2 separate regions of the Mus musculus genome follow, and region 2 is linked to region 1. The links are chromatin loops, found by intact Hi-C in ENCODE. Cell type or tissue: gastrocnemius. All regions are shown on one strand.

Region 1 (8,000 bases):
CTTCCAGGGGTGGGTTTTGGGGGTATTGGGAAATTGAGATCTAATATTTGAAAGATGTTTTCCAGTCCTTATTGCACTCAGATGTACACAAACCCCAGATCACAGGATTCCTTTTTACTAAAGTCCTAGCTTGGCCCCAGTAAGGAATAAGATAAAGAAGCCGTGGGTGAATGTAAGCTTGGAAACCAAAACTAGAGTTTGGTGGGTGTATGAGTTCAATAAAGATGAAGTAATGTGTGAACGCCTTAATTATGATTGGATAAAAGTAGCTTAAAAACCCCAGTCTAGCCATCCCAATTCACTCACTCCCAGAGTCCCATGGAGATGCCATCATGCTGAGATCAACCTACCCAGACGTCCACTATCTTGCAAATCTTACCTGATGTGCCACCATCTATGACATTGGGCCAGACAGGAGGTTAGTGAAGTGTGTGTGTGAAAGAATGTGATCCCATTTTGCTACTTGTTACTACTTATGAATAAATAGCTATAACCTAACCTCCCAGTCCCAGGCTTCCTTCTCGCCTCTGTCCTCAATCCCGACTCATGACAGTCCTGCATTTTTGCCTAGTAACCAGGATAATCTACTTGCTGCTCTCCCTCAAAAAAAAAAAAAAATGAGGAAGGGGAATCTCAATATAAGATTAAGGACAACCAAATGCATTGCACTGCCAACCCTCGGATCAATGTCCACTCTCAGATCTTTTAGCTTCCTCTTGCTAACAAAGGCTATAAAGTTGGTAGCTAACTTCAAATCCCAGAGACTGCTGAGATTCTATAAATAGTTCCTTAATCACTTCCTCTCCACTTGATGATGTTTTCAGGGAAATGATTATAGGACTTCCCTACCCAATGAGTGAACAAAAAAGCCAAGGTCATTCTGAATGAGAAGTCCTAACTCTATAATTGAGCTATTAATGAAACTCATGCTCAAATCCAGCTCCTCTCTAATGGGGTACTTTTTGCCTATTGTTTTTCCACTGGCCAGAATGTATGATACCAACTTTGGCCACACCTCTGCAGTCTGATCACGGAGGCTCATAGTCCACAGACGAGCCTCTGGTACCTGATCGGCACCTCTGATGGATGGCACTCTTTCTGTCACAAGGGACCATTAAGCTAAAAGCAAATGCCCTCCCTCACCATGAGACGGCCTGGTCAGGCACATGGCTTCATGCAGCTTAGGGTGAAGTTAGTGGCTATGCTGTCACTGGCCTGATTCCTAGACTGCTTGGATTACCACCCAAACTCCGCTCTCCTGAAAAGTACCTATTCTGGAAAGTGTAGGTCTGGGGAGCCACCTGCTTATTTTTATGTTCTAATTATTCTACTGTGGTCAAAGATCTTAATCTTCCTGTTATCAATTACTGGGCCTTACGAAATCCATTTTTATAAGCTTGTAAAGAATGCTTAGAAAGTATTGGGTTCTGTGTGTTAATTGTGTGTATAAATCTCGTTTTTTTTCTTTTTAATTGTTGATCACTGTCTTTTTAAAATGTATTGAGGTAAATTTCTTAAAATATCTTATAATGAGAGTAGAATTATGAATTTGTCCTTTGTAGTACTGGGCTCTTGCTTTCTTCTTTGCAAAGCTACATTATTAAATTTGTAAAATACCCCTGAGTATTACATACTTTTACTTTGTCAGCATTTACCAGGGTCAAACTTCTCAGATTTTAGTTTATTATTTCATTTTTTTACCTAATGTTAATAATGCTAAATTATCTTTAGTTTTAATATTAATTTCTTGGTGTGTTTTTTACTCAGGCCATTTTACAGAAACTAACCGTACTGTTTTGCGACTTGGATATGTCTTTTACAGTGAACATATAAGTGGACTTTTTCTGGAATAAAGGTATATTCATTCAACAATTAACGGTGAGTGTATCTTATCATCTGAGGCTGCAGCTAGTTGTCCTGGGGATTCCCTATAATCTCTAAGGAGGCCCACAGACTCACCTGATTTAACCTGGATTTCTTTCCTTATCCAGAAACTGACCAGGACCTACAGTAGTGTGGACTTTTCTGAACTTTCTTCTCCATCTTCCTTGATATCATCTATTATTTGTACTTTGATTTCATTTTTAGGTACAAGGTTTTAGTAATTACTTATTCTGTTGAATCAGCAAATTTTTCAATTAGAATCGCCTCATCTTGTTTGTAAAGATAAGTTTAATTAATGCTAGGTCATTTCATCCATAAAAGCTTCTTAAATGAATATACATAAACTACAACGGAGACATGGAGACAGAAGGCCTAAATGACTCCCCTCCTTCTGAAGTAGCTTCTATGTCCCCCAGTATACCTCCTGAACTGTGGCAGGAGTCTCCAGTGTCATGACACAGGCAAGCCACATACTAAACCTGGGGAGTCCCCCCGGAGAGTGGTAGCCAAGCTCAGGTAGGACAGCCAAGAAGCACAAGCTGTAGCTGCCTACTAATCAAAGAAGTTGTAATTGTTTTAAAATATGTTAGGTCATTTCATTAAAAATTAACGTTAACTGTTGGCCTGAATCCAGAAGAGTGGGAAAATGCACTGTAGGGTGATAGTCCTAACACTTTACCCAGAGGTTCTCATGACTCTGTCCTAAGATCAAGAAAATCCCTATGGCTTAGAGACTTTGAGCCACTGGGTACACAGACAGAAACTGAATAAAGACCACTTTCCTCAAATAATGATGAGTTTAGTACAACCCAACACTTACAGTAATCGTTCAGATGGGACAAATCTTTACCATCCTCTAAAACCTGCCGCAAAGGGCCATGGGATTCTCTGCTGTAACACAGAAGAACTGCGAAGGTTATTCCACTGGCTTTCGTGGGTATTAATCCTACCCTGTTTAGTCTCTTCAGCTGGTAGGAGCCCTTTGGGGGCACGTTAAGATAGCACAAACGCACAGCCCTTCTCAAGAATATATATCACATACATATATTTTCACCACTAAAGTCTTATCATATGATCCGCCCTCTCTGAAGTAAGTCTGTTCTACCTGTGGGACCATTGGTATTCAGGGAAACAAACACCAAACACCCTAGGGCTTCACTTTGTCCGGTGTTACCACCTGGTGCCAATAGATGGCAGCAATACCAAGGGACTGCGTAGCCATGGCCGCGGGGAATGTTTTGTGTTACCTTTTCAGTCTAGGTTGTTTTGGTTTTAAGGGCTCAGATCTGTGCCCAGGAAAACATGGTGGTGGGTAGATAAACAGCCTGGAAAATCCTCTCTATTGTCTCACTTCATGTCTTCTCCCACTGTTTCCTGCCAGAGAACTGCTTTCTGGGGTCAAAATTCCCTCTAGGCAGAGTGTGAGGAAATACTAATACATTGCCATCTTCTGTCGGTCTAACACTAGAGTTTGATTGTTCTAATGATACAAGAAGGATAAAAACCTACTGGAGCAAAGAGTCTGTGTCACGTGGTTTGTGCGAGCATATTTGAAGGCGCCTTGGACAATACGATCCCTCTCCCCCTCCCCCTCCCTTCCCCCCCTCTCCCTCTCCCCCCACCCCCCCCCCCTCTCTCTCTCTCTCATATTTTTTTTCTAACTTTAGCCCAGATTGCTTCATTCAGGAGGACTTAAAATTGCTCACCTTACATAAACTCAAGGATAACGCACAAAAGGGAAGAAAGGGGGATTCCCATTGATGAGATTTGAACTAGATAAAATATCTGAAGACTTTCCTGGGAGAAGAAGAAAAATAAAAGGAAAAAGGAAAAAACAGTGGGTTGTCCTAAAGGAACCAACTTCCACTGAGCTGGGTAGAGTTCTCTTGACCAATAGTCGGCTCTGGTTGACTAATGAGAACAGAAAGGACATGATAACACAGCTGCCACAGAAGCAGAGACACAAACCCCACTGCCCTGTCTTCTTCATCAGTAATCAAGATGGTTTCTGAAGCAGAAGGAAGTTCTTCAAGGAACTGGTAGGCCTTGACAATGAAGTCCTTATCTTGACGTGGGCAATAGGGGTATTTCTGGTACTTTTGAGTATAATCTAATATTAGCCAAAATAGCTACCCGTCAAAGACAATGCTGCTAAGCATAGCTTCCCTTTTATTATTTTTGCATTCATTTTACCCAAATTCTGTTTTCTCACCTCAAGTGACCCCTCAAAGAATGCTCTATAGGAACCGAAAAGCCCAGTCTGAATCAGACCTACCTTGTTTCATGTATCGTTTTGTGTTTGTAATAAGCTTAGCCCAGATACTGTGTCTCTTTAACTCTAGGCCTGCCATTGTGTGTTGTTAGTAGACCAGAGTTCAGAGCTCGCTCACTATCACGCAAAATACATTTAATAATCATGGTATACAATCTGATAAGCAAGCCATCTTTCAAATGGACCCGAGTGTCCTCCAAAATGCACTTTTCCCTCTGGACTGTTCAGCTCAGGATCCACTGAGCTCATTGGTGTCAGTCTCCCCTGTCCTTGGGGGTTCATAGTACTTCCCCTTGGCCTTCTGCCATGCACGTGTTCCTCTGTCCTGAAAAGAAAATGGAAATTTTGGGCCATAGAACGTTTCAAATAATAGGTGCACTGATGCTATACTGTCAAATAATTTATTCTTCTGTGACCATGCACAATTAATACAAACGTGTGATTAGAGTACAGAGTTTATTCTCTGTGTAGGGAGGATCTGACCCCGTTTCAGTTGTATTTGTCTCAGGACTCCCATGATTCCAGCTCTCCCCACTTGCTGATGTTAGAACTGATCAGTGAGCAGGGAAAATGTTCATCTGATAAGCCTCCATGGTCAGGGTTCCTGTCACTCATTAGTTAGTGGTCCATGGATGATCATTGTCTAGGTCCAGCATCCTTTAGAATTAGCAAAGTGGAGACATTCTATGTCGTTCCTGCAAAATCTGTTAGCCAGAAGAATTTGAAGGAAGAGTTTCCCCCTCCTCAATTGAGTGATATAAAACAAAAGAAAAACAAATAAGCGGTACGATAAATGCTCTACTCTTTATTTTTTTTTTTTTTCCAAAGAGTAGGTTGCTGCCCAACACCCTCCCAAGGACCTTTGCTCTTTCCCATTTTCCATATTTGGTGCATTAAATGTTGGGGCTTCTTCTCTCCATCTCGAGCCAGTGGGGCTTCTTGAGGTTAACACATATTCTGATCATGATTTCACATTCATCACAAATATTTTCTGCCCCACCTATAGAATCTATCACTTTTCCAAGGAACCTGATTCCTTTCAGACAGAAACAAAATATAGACTTCATGTTCCCAGAACCCAGAGTTTCTTTCTCTCAGAACAGACACACTTACTGGTTTCCCCAAAAGACATACTGAGGAAATGTGTAATTTTTATAAAGAATAGCGCATGCTATATATAGACTCATGCCACCTCTTTTCAGTAGAAATAAAGATTAGTGAATTTTTAAACTCATTAAACTCATTTTTTTTACTTTAATGTTATTTATTTATTCTAGGAATCTCATCCTCTAAAAATGCTAATTTAATTACTTCGTCATTTTTATCCCAATCTAAATGGCAACACTAGTCCTAATAATTATGTAACTGTTGTCACTGGTAACTAGCCAACATAACTCAATCTAAAACCAAGCAAAACAAAACAAGCCTTGAACCTCTTTGTATTCTTAGAATCAGAGTCAGTCTCCCTAGACAAGATGTACAATCTTATTTGCTTATTTGGAGATTTGTATCTGAAAGACATTCAAAGCAATTTTGGTGATTATTGTAAAATAGAATTTATATCTAGTAAGGTTTCAGAGACTAGCAGGCTCTGCTATGCTGTTTTCTCTTTTACTTGGGTTAGTTAAGAAGTTGCCTAAGTTAAGGTAAAGAGCTGGAGAGGTGACTCAGTGGTATAGATTGCTTGATCCTCTTCCGGAAGGCCTGAGTTTGATTTCTGGTACATATTGAGCAGCACACAAACACCTAAAAACCCAGCTCCAGGTGATCTGCACATACATGTGTGTGCACACACACACACACACACACACACACAGAGAGAGAGAGAGAAAGAAATCTATTTCTTTCATATCCCAGATTTCATATTCTTTCCATCTCATGACGTGTAACCAATTTTTAAAGAATTTGTGATTTACCCTACTAGTATAAATAAATGTATATACTTGTATGTTCTCCTTTCTAAGTCTAAGCTATATCACACTATAAACATTTATACATTGCTATACATCTTACATTTGCTGCTTCACGTCCTGGATGCTATACTCACGTCACTAAATATAGAAAAGTCCTTTCTCCTTCCACAGCTATACTCTGTGCCACTATGTGGATGTTACAGTGTTTTAACTACTTTCACCTTGGTTGACGATCAGGTTGCTAATTATTGCTCTATATTTTCTTGATTAAAACCTCCTCGGAGCCCTGCCAACTCGAGTAAACGTTATTACTAACATTTACTATAGAAGCAAGCTACTGCATATGCAGTTAAGGACTTGACCAGCGTCATAAGTTGAGAAAGGAATGGGCAAAATTTAAATTCTCCTCTCATGTTACCTCTGTTGAAAATGTCGAGGTAATATCAACTGTAGTTAGAATATCTGGGAGCTAGATGTGGAAAGGACACACATGCCTTAAGGTAGACTGTGAAGTAAAACTTAGCCAAAGTTCAAGGCTGGAATGTTGAGCCTCAGCCAGCCTGTGGGAAGGGTATCAGAGAAAACAACTGGTCTTTCTGACTGTGTCCCAAGTTACAGGAATGCCAGGCATTCATAAGCAGGTGGATCTATTTTTGGAAGAAAGATCATCTCATTGCTAAAAATCACATCACGTCCCCTTCTGTCGCAGCAAACTTCCAGCCCTGGTACCACGATAAATTCACCAAAGGCTTGCTGTGAAAGATATAGAACAATCCACTCTCCCCCACCTCCTCCTATCACAGGGCCTCTTATTTCCCTTTCCTTGTTCTGTAGACCCATGAAAAGCTACATGCACTAAATCAAACAGAGCAAATGTAGTTTTAATTAAGCCAAAAATCATTAGTCTATTTAGAACAGAAATTAAATTGAGGTTTGAAGGAAGCCTTAAGACTTTAATTAGAATTTTTCATTAATATTCCTTTTATTTATGTGTGTGTGGATTGTTGTTTTTAATTAATATTTTTATTTATTCTTTAAATTTTCATACAGGTAGACAATGTACTTTGTGGTTATATCCACCTATTCCTCCCTCCCTTTTCCTTTATTTTTTTAAAGAGAAAAAGTCTACTCTGGAGACAGAAATAAAGCCCTTCTGTGCTCTCATCTTAAAATGAGCATCCCGGATCCTGGCTTAGTCCAGAATCCTTTTAACCCAATCTCTTCCAAGAGGTTCCTTTCCACAATAATTACATTGGAATAAAGCCTTAACATCCTTGCATTCACAAAGACAGGAGAATCACTGTCACTGTGGCTGGAGACAAAAATCATATTCATTGCACAGTTCTGACTTAGGCAAAACAGACTTTCCAAATGACTCAAAACAAAAGACCTTTCTTTTTCTGCCTTAGTCATCAGAATATCCTGTTCTTGAGTGGCCTTGTTAAGAGAGGTTTTATTGTATAGTGTCTAAGCTTCTAGACCAAACAGACCCAGCAAATTTGCCCCAGGGTCATTGTTGCACTGTAAGTTGGGCAGCAGAAGGCCTGCTTGACCATGGAGGGTCTGACATTATCCATGGTCTAGAATCCTGATATTTGTTCTTTCAAAACAAAACTTTTGGCAAATAAGCCAAGAAACTAAAGTTTTACTCAGTCGACATATTTGAATTTACTGTCTGCAATGTGCCAGGGAAAGGGAAGAGGATTAGATGCAAGGCACATACTCCAGACTGTATGGGAGCTATAGGGAGAGGGAGAAATAAGAGAAGAGAGTTCATATGTGTTGCAAGCTGAAGTCTAGTATTGGACATAGTTTTTAAGTTCTTTGTGCCTCTAATTGATTCACTTCTGAAAGAAGCTAGCAATATGGAAATCGCAAGGTTAATACTAAAACAAGTAGAGTATCTTTACATGTGGTAGGTCCTCCATAAT
Region 2 (8,000 bases), 120 kb after region 1:
GACTTCACAAGCTGATACTTCAGCTGTTTACTGTATGGTGAGTGCTAGAATATTCTTTTGTTGTAAATGTGAGACTTCTGCAGCTCCTGCAGAAATGATGTTGTACAAGCCTTCCTGTACACAAGCTCTAACAAGATCATCAGCATTTACATCTGACTGTGGCAAAAATGGTGACAAGTGTGCTGGTTTCCTGAGAATTTTTCTCCATCTTCTCTTAGAGTCTTTTACACCTGATGAGCATCTGAGTATCTGCCTTGGACACTGAGGCACCCACAGTCCTCAAATTTCCTTTGTCAACTACTTAGATCAAAGCCACAAGGAAAATGACCTTTAGCCTTGCAAGTCTTTAGAATGAGAGGTCCTTTCTTTTCAACCCACCACCCCTATCCCATTGGATAATGTTTTTGGAAAACTGCTAGTTGCATACTTTAAAGCCTGTGTTCTTAGTAATGGAACATTAAATCATTATCCAGGCCAATGAGTGTCTAAAGGCTGAATTTCCTAGCTTCCTTACCTTCAAATGTCCATTGCTGTGAGTAACTGGCTAACTTCTGAACAGTGGTACCTAAAAGGGTCTGGTATGGGGATGCCCACTGAGCATCTTTCATTGTTTTAGGACATGGCTTCATGTAGCCTAGCTAGCCTTATAACACAGCCAAGAGTAGCCTTGAACTTATGATGCAACACCTCTGCCTTTTGAGACTAGCAGTTTGTATCATCATGCCTAGCTTAAGCAGTATATAAACGCTCTTTGCCATGGTCTCTTTGAAAGAAGGTTTCTATGTCCAGAGCTCCAATGGCTGCCTCAGTCATGGAGATGCAGGCCATGCAGAAGAGTAGATGAAGAGGTGGAAGAAAAATTGATCCACGATTTCATGCAATCCTATTTAGCTCTTTATTATCCCTAGACTTTTTTGACATGATCAAAAAATATAAGCATTTATCTTATTTAAAGTATTATTTTATTTGGTTCCTATTATATAGTTCTTGACTGAGGTTAACTAAACTGATGTGAAGAAAATTATTGTCTTTCTTCCCTTTGAGGAAGTTCAGTTCAGGAAACCATCAGCTATGTCCTGGCTGGTAGTGCTATGGCTGGTAAGTGTGTAACCACAAATGTCCAAAACTGTGATGGCAATTTACTGCCTCTTCGCTGTCAGGACCAAATCAGTTCTCACCTCCGTTCTGACTTTGCAGGCTTCTATCTCACCTTTGAAGATGAGGTAGGACAGAGGCCAAGAGCATGAATCATGGGTTTTCATCATTCACACCTGCACAAGCACAACAAGCTATGTGTCTTGGAATACGTTCACCTCTGTGTCACCACTGTAAAACTAAGGTGGTCAGGTAAACAGTGACTCCCCCACAGTTACTTTCAGAATTAAATGACTTACTGTATGGACATGAATTCAAATTGTTTAACACTAATAAAGGCCATCTAAGCGTAGGCTAGTAATTTTTAAGAGTATTACCAGTACCACTGATACTTAGAATTTGATTTAATGTTGGCAACACTTCCTAGTATTAAGTTTTTGTTTACTTAACTTAGTATGGCCAGTATTCTTGATACTTAGAATTTCATGTTAATAGAACTTGCTAATATTTGGGTTGTTTTGTTTATTTGACTCACTTATTAAATATTATAGGGCTTTAGGAGATAGCTCAGTCAGGAAAGTGTTCCCTGAATTGAATCCTCATAGCCCATATTTTAAATAAAACAAAACTGGGCATGGCAGTCCATGTGAGTGATCGCATCAGTAAGAAGGCACAGGCAGGTAAGTCCCTGGACTCACTAGCCAACCAGAGTGATCGGTGAATTCTAGGCCAGTAAGAGAGCATCTCAAAAAAAAGGGGGTCAGTGCCTCAGGAACCACGCCTCAAGTAGCAACCTGGCATTTTCACTATTTAAAAAGGTCAAGTTCTAAGTCAAGAAAGTAAAAACCCCAGTGTCCTTCGCACACCATAGTTAACTCCATGTGCAATCCTCCTATATTCCATATGTGAACAGACAAATAGAAGCAAACAAATAGACCTGCCTCGACATATATAAATGCATACATCGTCGATTATTTTATGAAAAACGTTTCATACTGCATCTATATCTTCATCTGCTTAGTTTTTGCTAAATATTATTTACGAAATATTGACATTTGCTGAATGTTATTTTACTATTATGTGACATACTTGATAGGACACATAATTACTGTTATAGGAGAGGTGTTCATGATTTTATTTCTTTAAAACAATTTTGTCTGATCTTCCCTACGCATCGACACATACATTTTTCCAGTCTTTTATTACTATAAAAAAAATTGCAAAGAAGTTTCTTGCCTACTATCTTTGTGCACTTGTGTGAGTACATCTATCATAAAAATTCCCCAAAATAGAATGGCAAGGTCAAAGTGTATTTGCATTACAGATGTTGCTGACAAGCTCTCTCGTGTGTGGTCCACGGGTAGGAATGACAATGTCAGTGGATCTCTCCACACGACCTGCAGGATTAGGTGTTACTTACCACACTTCCCAGGGATATTTAAAATAATGCTTTATTGTTTTAATTTGGGTATGAGTGAAGCTGAGACCCATATGGAAATTTATCAGGCCTTTTATTTCTTTTTCAGTGGGATATTTTTGGTTTATGTCTTTCAATATTTGAATCTTGCCATTTGTTTGAGGATTCTCGATTGCTGTGCCCTGGCCTGCCTTACCTCCTACTGCTATCCATTTCCCTTCTGACATGAACCATTTCTAATATGAACCATTCTGCTGGCATCAAGGCTAGTGTGTGCCCTAGCTCCTAATGGGTGTTCTAAGGAGATATAGCAGAGAATCAGGTGGATATATGTTAGCATACACATCTAGCAACAGCCCTGCTTTTTGTGGCCAAGTTGTCCAGATAAAGCAGGGCTATTGATCATAGATTGCCTCCACTGATATGAGACTCCACCAGAGACCCATGCCCTCCAACAACACAATGTGCTCTAGTCAGATCTCAACTGATACCACACCTTGTGCACACATCTAACTCTGGCTAGCTATTTTCCAAGACTCTTGTCAACCCCTCCCAGGCTAAAATGCAACTCTTCTATGTGGAAGAAATGACAGAGCAGGTGGAGTGATCCACCACCCAGTAATGTCAGACTGGGTTTAAATCTCTGACCTTGCATTTCCAGTGTGTGAAGCCGAGGAGGGTCCTATGTTTTGTAATTGTTGGAGTTACTATGAAAGGCAGATGAAACAGTGTGTCAGTAAATACTTTATAACTTTTAACACATCAACCATCAAGTAGTGCAGCAGCTCTGTGACTATTATTCAGAGGTAACATTCATATGTGTAGCAATAGCTATGTTTTTTGTCTGCAGTACTAAAGATTGAATCCAGTGATTCTCCTGCTGTGGATGTCTTCAGGCCTCTATTTTTATTTCCAGATAGGACCTTATTAAACTATACAAGTTGGTCCTTGAAACTGTTATTCAGCCCAGGAAGGCCTTCAACTTATCTTCCTTCCTCGGCTTTCTGAGTAGCAAGATAACTATACCCAGTTGAAACGTTTATTTTATCCACCTATGTATGTTACCTAGGGTCTGGGCCAGTATCTTTTCCTAAACTTCCCTGTGTGTGTGTGTGTGTGTGTGTGTGTGTGTGTGTGTGTGTGTGTGTAATAAGTATTTGCATTATTCATTATCTCTATATATAAATCTATATATGAACAAACAGGCTCTATTTCTGTTCTCTCTCTCTTTCCTGATTTTCATGGGGCACCTCTAAGATCAATTTATAATAGAACAATGAAACTTTCCCTTTAGGTTCTGTCTCTGGGAGTACAAGCAAACATCAACCTCCACATTACTTTGCAAAGAGTAACAAAGAATTCCTGGGCCAGTTTCAAAGGCTGACACTGACCACATACAAAAGAGCAGGTCAGATCCAGCTGAAAAAGAAGAAATCAACATTCTTGATAAAAGCATGCACTTTAGGGCCATACCACCTGGTTCCAATCATGAAGTCCCTGTCGAGATGCTCTCTAAAGAGCTATATTTATGCACGTAGAATACCGCTATCAGCTTTGCTCAGAGAAGTCTTTCTGCAGTGGCCTGTGGTGACTACGGACGCTTATCATTAGTCAAATAAACGGCAGTAGAACTTCTAGCCACTGGGATACCTATAGCACCCTCTTCTAGGCTCAGCGAGCATTCCCCAGGTGGAAAGCACATAAGAGCTATTAGAAGTGTATGTGTTGGGGGAGGGGGGACCTGCAATGCTAACTTCCAGGCACAGCCATGGCTGTAGCACACTTGAACTTGCAGCAGCTATAAGAACTGCACAAGATCAGGTCTATCAACACCCTGCCATGGAAGCAGGAGGAGCATACAGGTCTCTACACCTATAGCAGATTAAAAGTTGATAGGAAAAGTAGAGATATTTTTCCCCAGTGGTGTAGCAACCAGCAAAGTGTACACACTCTTGTAAACAAACTCCCACCCACATTCCCGTAAACAACCCTAATGAAGCCCATTGTGTGTGAGTCACATACACACACAGTGGAGGTTGGGGGGGGGGGCGAGACATAAAAGTTGAAGGAGGGCTAATTAGGAATAAGAGGTTATCAAGCATAGTAGGAAAATATTGTGATGAATTCATTATCATGTCCATTTAATGTATTCACAAAAGCATTAAAGGCTCCCTGATAACTAAGTTTTGCTTCTATGCCTCTCCTGTGCCTCAGCTTTCTAGTGTTAAGTGGGGGGATACCAGTCACTCGTCCACCCTGAAGTCATTGTGAGAATGAAGGAAGTTTTTACTTAGCCCAATTCTGAACCGCAAACAAGCATTGTCTTTCTAGGAACTAAAGATACTGCACTGGCTATATCTGATTGATTTCTTTTCCCAAAAGAATCTAGAAGGTAAATTAGACTATTTTTTTTTTTTTTGGTAAGATTTCTCAATTTTCTAAAATACATCCATCAAGAAAAATCCTTGGATCATGATTTAGTTGTGACAACATTCTGATTGCTCTTTCAAGAACATGTGCAAAGAACTATGTTATGAAACAAGTATGTTTAACACCACTAACATGCAGAGACGCCCTTTCCTCTCCTCCCACAGATGCTGCAAGCCCTTGATTTTTGTTCATCCCAGGGAGTAACAGAGAACAGGCATCCAAGGAACATGGCAAAAGCAATAAATTATCTTTCTGAACAAAGAAACCCAGTTCTAAATCTAGCTCCCAGAACATCCAGGCATGCTGGTCAGCATGTGTGCAGCTGCATAAGATGCTGAACCTCTGAGGGTGCATTGGTTTTCCACAGCATTAACCAATCTGTGTGTCATTTCCCAGGCCACACCCAACTAGCCCACCCTCCTTACCACCTGCCAGTCTGCACCAATGCAAGCCAACCATTTCTTACTCAACTGCTCACTTCTCTGGTCCTGCCCTTGTATGGATTCCGCACTTGCTTATTTTCTCGATGTTTAGGGGCTTAGTTCCCACCACAGTAGGCCCCTGTGTATGCTTAGTGAGTCAGAGTGGTGCAGGGAAACTATAGGACTTTGACATCTGGCAGAAGTAAGGTTGAATTCCAGCTCCGTCATTAGCAAGCTGTGACCTTGGGCAAGTTACTCAATAATTTCCCCCAGCATAGAGTGAATAACCACATTGCCTCAGAGAGTGGTTACGAGGATTAAATCATGGAAGCACAGGGCCGAGTTCTGTGTTTGACACAGGCTCCGAGACCTATTATTCTTACTTTTACTTCTACTCTCTGGTAGTTGTACATAATTCTTTTCTTATAAAATCCAAATTATACAGCCCCTGAGAACAGAAACGGAGCTCTATGGTTCTTTTTAATCTCATAAAAGCATCTAGCACAGGATGCTTACCTATTAGTCAATAACAGTTACTGAAATTATTGGAATGTTTACGTAACACCGAGGTCAAGGGTAGGAGAGACAAAACTAAATCAGAATTAAAACTTGAATTGATTCAGCATCATCAAAGGCAGTGATTTTTCAGATACTCATGTTTGATTTTAAAAAAATAAAACCTTGCATTATGATAAACATGGTAAAATCCTACCAAGCTTCTACTTGCCAACATCTGACCCACTTATCTAGAATGCTATGAGGGCCAATGGCCAAAGTCATCATATTTTGCATGAAATGAGGGCATCTTCCATCAGTGACATGATATAAATTCACAGTACCACGGAGAAAGGCTAGATGATTTGGACATCTTAGTCTCATGCAGGAAGGGAAGAAAGAAGAAGGCTAAACTTCCCAAATCTAGAGCATTATAAGGGTTGAAAGTCTTGAAATAGTTGCACCTTCTTATTCTCTCAGAGATGACCAAGTGATGACAGAGTGTTAGTCTTAACTTTCCAAGCCATGGTTATATAGACTCTACACTGCATAGTAATGCCAATCAACCCTCCATGGCCAAATGAAATAACCACAATAGCACAGGCATTTATGGTGCACAAGGTCTAGGCACTTACCTTGAAATGTTATTCTCTGGATTGACCACATTATAGGGAATAAAAAAGCACAGAGAATGCAAAAGTCCTTGGAGACTCTAGGAAGACTAAGCTTTGTGTCCACACACGTCCCATATTTGAAGCTGTTTAATGACGTCATGTTCATTTATTTCATTTGCTTTTGCTACTGGCCTGTGGAAGTACTCAACTCCTGACAACTGGAACTTGGAAAGATACAGAGAGCTTTCCTGATAGAGAACCTAGTATATCAGAGCTACTTTGTCTAACCATTTTACTTCTATCAAATGTCTGATCATGGTGTAGGTTGACATGGAGAAGGAAAAAAGAGCCAGCTAGCTAGCTCCAAAGACCATAGTTTTGGGGGCACTAATTGTGTGAGGAGGGTGAGTCGCCCTTAAAGCTCAATAATTTTGTCCAATCAGAACATGAAATTGGGTCATAGAGCTAGAGTCACGTACCCTATATTCTACCTGCTGAAATCAAGATAGTAATTCAGTTATTTGTATTTATAAGTAAACCATCGCCTAACAACCAAACTGCCTTCAGGAGTCTTTTTGTTTGTTTGTTTGAATATCCTTGGCTTTATTTATAGGGATAGATGATATTATTTTGTAGCTGATTGTATTGTGAATGCTAATTACATTTCCCCGCAAAAAAAAACTATTTGCATGAGCTTTCAGGAACCTGCACTCAGTTGGTTCTAATTGGTAAATAAAGGTTCCAGCAGTCAATGCCTGGGCAGGGCAGACAGAGGCAGGAGTTTCAGGATTCCCGGGATATGGACAGAGAAGAAAGAGGAGGAGATCGACCTTGCAGGGAAAGGTGGAGGGAAAGAGATACCACACCTTAGAAGGAGCAAGACAGAGAGCATAGCTGCCATGTAAGAGCTGGGAGAATGCAGCCCAAGAGGGCTGCCCAACTGGTTCCAGGGCAGCCAAAGTAGAATACAGAAAGTAGTAACAACTCAGGACTATTGGAGGAAGGTGGGTTAGCCACATGGATGTTAGAAGTAGCCCAGCCATTGAGCTGTTTTAGGTATATCAAAATATAAAGGTTGTGAGTGTGTGTGTGTGTGTGTGTGTGTGTGTGTGTGTGTGTGTTTCATTTGGGAATGTAAACCGTTGGTGGGGGTAGCAGGAACACGCTTCTGGAATTTATTTAATTAACTTTAATTCTACAGAGTCATTTTTGTTTGCACGAATCTCCGCTTTATTTATAGGAACAGATGATATTATATAAATTTGTTTTTTTTAAATTTGAATGAAATCTACAACTCTGACTGACTCCTGGCTTCCCTGAAAGTCAACACTACTTAAGGAAGCCCAGCAGTGCTACCCATCAGGCATCTGACATTGCAGCTGTGCAGATCTGTCACCATTTCAGTCTAGTACCCAAAGTCTGAGGAATTTATCATGGTGCTCACCTTAGTTTCTCTGGTAAAGGGAGGCATAGCGTCTCTAGTTAGGACTCAACCAAAATTGAATGGCAAAGCTCCAAGGTAGTTTA

The links. A loop is a pair of places that touch in the nucleus more often than their neighbours do. Peaks named below come from ENCODE experiments on the same cell type or tissue, not always from the same donor. Only the 100,000 strongest peaks of a DNase experiment are listed, where the experiment ranks them.
Region 2: a loop joins it to region 1, with 2.3 times the contacts of the local background. A loop is called at or near these places in 2 of 42 quality-filtered maps.

The regions. Positions count from the first base shown.
Region 1 is chr15:56,042,150-56,050,149 of GRCm38, reverse strand. No RefSeq gene overlaps it. Among named protein-coding and RNA genes, the nearest start is that of Gm46516, 120 kb to the right of the region's middle. In gastrocnemius, a CTCF peak has its summit at 3,075 (motif pointing right); a DNase peak (open chromatin) is centred at 3,081; H3K4me3 peaks cover 471 bases; H3K27ac peaks cover 343 bases.
Region 2 is chr15:55,920,929-55,928,928 of GRCm38, reverse strand. Gm46516 (a long non-coding RNA gene) reads right to left here and starts at 5,525. Exons shown (of 4, transcript XR_001781696.1): 1 at 5,409-5,525. In gastrocnemius, no CTCF peak of the experiment used is centred here; no DNase peak of the experiment used is centred here.